2 separate regions of the Mus musculus genome follow, and region 2 is linked to region 1. The links are chromatin loops, found by intact Hi-C in ENCODE. Cell type or tissue: gastrocnemius. All regions are shown on one strand. Links, peaks and the distances in the headings refer to the core of each region. The heading gives the core; the rest is flanking DNA.

Region 1 (2,918 bases), core at 170-2,669:
GGTAAAATAATTTCTTTATGCTATAAGCCCTAATCTTTATCATCTTTAGTTGTTTCAGAACCACCAGAAATTATTATATAATTGATAGAAATTTGAAAAATTTTATCCCACTACATATAATATGTTGAAGTAAGGGCCTTCCTTCAATTATAGAGAATACTAATTTTAATAAGAAACATTTTCTCATGTCATTTTTAGTATAGTCATCCCAATGGTTCAAAAATTAAACCATTTTCAAATTTATTTGCTGTTTATAAATTTTAATTGGTATTTTTGAGACAAACATGGGCTGGTCTAGAAGTTACTATGTAGCCCAGGCTGACCTTAAACTTGAACTTACAACAGTCCTCCTGCATCAGCCTCCCAAGTGCTGGAATTATAACTATGAACCATCAAACCTAGCTTTGTACAGTACTAGGCAGCCACTTAAGGAATTCTGAGCAAGGACTGTTCCACCAAGCTGCACTCCATTTGTTTGTTTGTGACAAGGCCTCATGTAGCCCGGGCTTGCCTTAAGCTCACTACATAGCTGACGATGACCTTGAACTCCTTATACTCCTGCTTTCACTTCCCACATGCTGGGATTACAAGTACCACCATTCCCACCTCCCAATTTTTAAATTTGAATCTGAAGCAAAGTCTTGCAAAGTTGCCCAGGCTGACCTTGAACTTTTGATCTTCCTGCCTCAGCATGTACCTACAATGTAAACCTAAGTTTACAACAATAACAGAACAACTACTTGTTGTAATTAAAGCTATATGGATGTGTTTTTCCTCTCTTCTAATGTCTTCTAGAACTCTCCCTTTTTGAGATTTCAGATGGTACTACCAGTGAGTATTCAGAAGATGCTAACAATACTAGTGATAAGGTGCCTGAGCTGAACAAGTTGGGTGTTTTGACATTATGGGCTCCTGGGTATGCACTACTTCACTGCGAGCCTTACATTGGAGCCAGCAGCTGTTATGAAAACTGAGGTGGCCACTAAAAAGATACTGAGTGGGTAGTGTATGTGGCATGTGGCATGCACACTCTGGAAAAGAGTAAATCACAGGCCTGGCAGCATGGTATGAGATCACTTCTCAGAATAGCACGTGATTTAAAATTTACGCATTGTTGATTCTGGATATGGCTGACCATGACTAGCGATTATAAAGCCATAGAAAGAGAAGCCAAGGATACAAGGGGAATGCTGTGCACCAGATTCTATTCACAGAATGATTCTGCAGGAAGTAGAACTTTAGGGTACTCGGAAGTAAGTTTTCTCTAGTATGGTACATATGTATGCGCGCATGTACTAGCGTCTAAAGCTGCAGATGTCTGATTTTCCTTATAGTTACCTTTCTTTTGAAGACTCTGGCCATTAATGACAGTTTTCCACTCACTTTACATTTTTGTGCCCGCCTGCCTCCTTGTTCACCAAGGACATTTCCTGAGTTCTCAGCAGTTAGCTGCTGTGAGCACTAGGTGGCACTCTGACTCAACTCAAGTCTAGTTTGTCATCAATTTTGATGCTGTAGGCCTCAAGAGAAGATGTGTGTACAACTTAAGAACATTTGTGTTTTCAGTTGTCTTCTTTTAGAGGGAGTCTGAAAGGAGAAAGGAGATAATTCCAAGTTTAAATATCCAAGCTTAACTGGTGATAGTATTGATCTCCTCTTTCACTTACTGTCTCAGACTGTTCCAGGTACCTGCACAGGTATCTGTGTGGAAGAGAGGTGGAGAAGACTGCTGACCTCAGAGCCCATAGTCTAGTTAACTCGCCCCCCCCCCCAGATGCTGTTCTTGGGCCTGTGGCATGCACTCGCTGCTTTTATCCAGTCACTCAACACAAGGAGCGTGAGCTGGAGAGGTAGATGATCTGACTAGACCATCCAGCTGGGCAGGTACACAGTTGGGCTCAACGCATATGTGCTCCTTGGAGAGTAGTTTCTGGGAAGATGAGAACATGAAACCAGTAAAGCAAACATTCTCTCCCCCATCCCTGTCTCTCGCTCTATGTATATATATGTGTGTGCACATGCACATCTGTCTGTCTGTCTGTCTGTGTGCACATGCGTATAGTGGTTGTGAGTGTGCTGACATGGGATCTGAGAATGGACCTCACATTCTCTGCAGAGAGTAGTGGGCAGTCTTAACTGCCCCAAACTGATTACCAAAGGAGACTTGTTCTTGTTTTCCAGGAAGCAAAGCCAAGACTTGTTCTGGGAGAGGCTACAGCTTAATGGTTCAAATTGAAGATTTTGGCTTTTTAGGATGTTGTGTGACCCATCAGTTACAGAGAAAACAGTGTATTCTTGCATGTACTTTTGGGGGAAAACCCAAGTGTATCAATTTTTCAAAGAGTACCCTCCATAAAAAAATTGAGAAGTTGGGTGTGGTGGTACATGCCCAACATCCTAACACTTGGGGGTGGGTACAGGAAGGAAGGTCAGAAGTTGAAGAGCATCCTGGGCCATTAGGTGAATTCAAGGCCAGCTTGGGCTACCTGAGACCTTGCCTCAGAACAGCAGCAGACCACCTGAGCTGCCACATGCACAGGACACTTACTTCCTGAAACTGTTAGAGAAGACTTTTTACAATTGAAATGTGAGAGCCTTAAGCCAGCAAAAGTACACTTTCGTGAGAAAGCACCAGCTTGCTGCTCTTGACGAGGATGCTCATTGCATGGGGCTGAACTTTTCTTAGCTAAGCAGCAGGTCTCCCAGGCATGCAGGTCACAGGCAGAAAGTTTCAGATTTGATTCCAGAATGTGGGACAGAGCTGAGCACAGCACAGCTGCAGCCTTGGTAATGTGAGACAGACAAATACGCCACGGTCCAGAGCTGCCCCTGCCAGACTGCTGTGCACACACACTGGCTCTTGCTAACGCTCTACGGGGCAAGCTAGTTAGTGCTCTAAGTTTTAGTTTGTTGATGTT
Region 2 (2,918 bases), core at 224-2,723, 460 kb after region 1:
TGCAAAATGGCCAACATAGGGGTTATGTCTGTGTGCATTCAGCCACACAGCAGGGCCACCAGTCTGTGCTGCCAAGCAGCGGCGGGTGCCTGCATGTGATTGCAGCTTTCAGAACATGCCTTGCGCACTCCAAAGCATTATACCAGAGGCAAGTCTCCACTTTCGCTCTTAAGTCCCTTTCTTGTAAACCACCAGGCTTGCTCAAGATGACCATTCCAGAAGCCTCTCTCACAGACACAGCTCAGACTGCTATCCAGGCTTTTCTGCTCCACCGGAGAGAGCACCACAGTTGCCCCTGGAGCACTGTGACCCCCAGAACAACTGAGCACTTGACCTCCTTATCTCTAGTGTCCGTCCTGGTAAGCCTTACTCCTTTGGTTTTCTACCTCTTGGCCACTACCCAGGAAGCTCTGGGAGGGGCAGAAGGGAACAGAAAGACCTCTGAGGAAGGCTCAAACATACAGTTCCATTACATTGCTCAAGACACCAAGAAACCACAGTACAAGTGCGTTGGGGAGGGTGACCTTACCCGAGCCCACACACCCACCCACACACAGCTGGTTGGCTGACTGGCCAGAGGCAGCTGCTTCTCAGCAACTTCTAGTACAATGAGTCACCTCTAAAACAGGACCCTTAACCTGCCCTGATGGGGACACTCAGACGTACTCAGGAGGGGTAAATTCTTTCCAATGGACCAGGATGAAGGAGCCATCATTTTCACACAATGCCATGAAGGTTCCCTCAGATGAACGAGTGCTTCTTCTATTTACCCACAACTCGAGGCCCTCTAGGTCAATCCTGCCTTGTTTCCAGCTAACAGGGAGAGGCCAAGAGGGCCTGGCTCAGTGGAAACCACTCAGATCTCAACCACACTTCCTGGGTTCCAGTGTTTCTCATGGGGAAATGAGTATTTTAATTGACTGGCACCTGCCAAGGGTTGGCTTTGTCTGAATGTTTGTAACCCAGCTGGGGACACTAGCTTACCATACTAGGAATGACATTGGGATTCCAAACATGTTTGGCACACATCCCAAGGTCTATTGCTAGTAAGAATCCAAGACACCTGCATGTGTGGCAGATGATGGGTACAGGCAGCATGGCACATGACATCCCTTTTCTAGAAACACTTATATCTGCTGGGCTCAGTCTCACTGGTTTTATCACGGTGTGGCTGACCACAACAGGGCCCCAACTTTGTAGGCAGAGAGGGAGAAGAGCACAGAATCGCAGTGCCCATTTCTTGTTGGCAGCTTTCAAGATCACACTGGGAAGTGTGATTGCATTAGCCTGCACCTTGTTACCAAGAAAACTAGAGAAGAAAGGAAGGAAGGAAGGAAGGAAGGAAGGAAGGAAGGAAGGAAGGAAGGAAGGAAGAGAGGGAGGGAGGGAGGAAGGAAGGAAGGAAGGAAGGAAGGAAGAGAGGGAGGGAGGAAGGAAGGAAGGAAGGAAGGAAGAAAGAAAGAAAGAAAGAAAGAAAGGAAGAGGAAGGGAAGGGAAAGGAAAGGAAAGGAAAGGAAAGGAAAAGAGAGAAAAAGGAAAGGAGAGAAAAGGAAAAGAGAGAAAAGGAAAGGAGAGAAAAGGAAAGAAAAGAAAAGTATTTTCTAACTAGGTGCCAGGGCACTGTGATAGGTTTCATCAGAGGCAGAGACTATGCTTGAATTTCTGATCTTCTCCTGCCATCTTGTGGCTGGGAGGACGAGCTTGCTCTAAAGACAAGGAGATGAAGGCAGGGAAGAGAAAAACAGTGCTGTGGCAGCCCAGTGACTTGCTGGGGTTCACTGCCCACCACTCTACATATCAATACTCATGTAGGAGTGTGTATTATGTGTATGTATTATGTATTATGCATGTATATATATATATATATGTGTGTGTGTGTGTGTGTGTGTGTGTGTATATTATGTCTGTATGTGTATGCGTAATATATGTATGTGTGTATATGTCTGCCTGTATGTATATATTATGTATGTGTGTATGCATGTATGTATGTATATGTATGTTTGTATATGTGTGTATGTATGTGTGTATATATGTATATATTTGTATGTGTTTATGCATAATGTATATGTATGTGTGTATATATGTATGTATATGTGTATTGACAGGGTTTTATCATGTAGCCTAAGCTGGCCTTGAACTCTCAGTAATCCTCTGGATTCACTCCCCTGAGTGTTGAGGTTACAGGTACAAGCTAACACACTCAGAAATATCCACTTTGGAATTCACACTGATTGTAGTAGCAGTAGTAGTAGTAGTAGCAGCAGCAGCAGTAGTAGTAGCAGTACTGAACTAGCTATGCAGTGAAGGATGACCTTGAACTTGATCCTTCTGCCTCCACCTCCCGAATGCTCAGTTCTATGATGCTGGGGCTTAAACCCAGGGCTTCGATAATTTCCCAGCGCTGTGCCTATTATCCCAAGCCTGAGGTCGGCATGGTACTGCACACCTGTAGTCCTAACAGCACTGGAGAGGCAGAGACAAGAGAAAGAAGCGCTCCCGGCTAGCTTGCCTAACAGGAGATTTTGTTCAAAACAAACTAGCATTTCTACACTCAGTCTCTCCTTATCTGTCTGTGGTGCAACCAAAAATTCCTTCACATGAACTGATGTCCACACCTACAAAACTGTCTTCCTTCCCTGATCACCCGACCCAACAGTTTGAGACAGGATGGCACTATGTAGCCCTGGCTGGAGTGGAAATCACTACATAGACCAGGCTGGCCTTGGCCTCACAGAGACCCTTCCTGCCTCTGCCTCTGGGGTGATGGGATTAAAGGCAAGTGCCACTATGCCAGGCTTAAAACTTTCTTAAACCATTTTTGTTTCAAATATAACTTTTAGAAAGCATTTGTTTTAGATTTACTTTTTTAAATTAAACTTTTGTTTGGTTTTTTGAGACAGGGTTTCTCTGTGTAGCCC

Evidence for each region. Peaks named below come from ENCODE experiments on the same cell type or tissue, not always from the same donor. Only the 100,000 strongest peaks of a DNase experiment are listed, where the experiment ranks them.
Region 2: it touches region 1 in a loop (8-fold over the local background); 37 of 42 quality-filtered maps call a loop at or near these places.

What each region holds. Positions count from the first base shown.
Region 1 is chr10:41,829,606-41,832,523 of GRCm38, forward strand. All of the region lies in intron 1 of Sesn1 (sestrin 1), which reads left to right. Among named protein-coding and RNA genes, the nearest start is that of Sesn1, 20 kb to the left of the region's middle. In gastrocnemius, for the core only: a CTCF peak has its summit at 1,459 (motif pointing right); a DNase peak (open chromatin) is centred at 1,460; H3K4me3 peaks cover 241 bases; H3K27ac peaks cover 2,414 bases.
Region 2 is chr10:42,293,543-42,296,460 of GRCm38, forward strand. No RefSeq gene overlaps it. Among named protein-coding and RNA genes, the nearest start is that of Foxo3, 18 kb to the left of the region's middle. In gastrocnemius, for the core only: a CTCF peak has its summit at 1,682 (motif pointing left); a DNase peak (open chromatin) is centred at 1,696.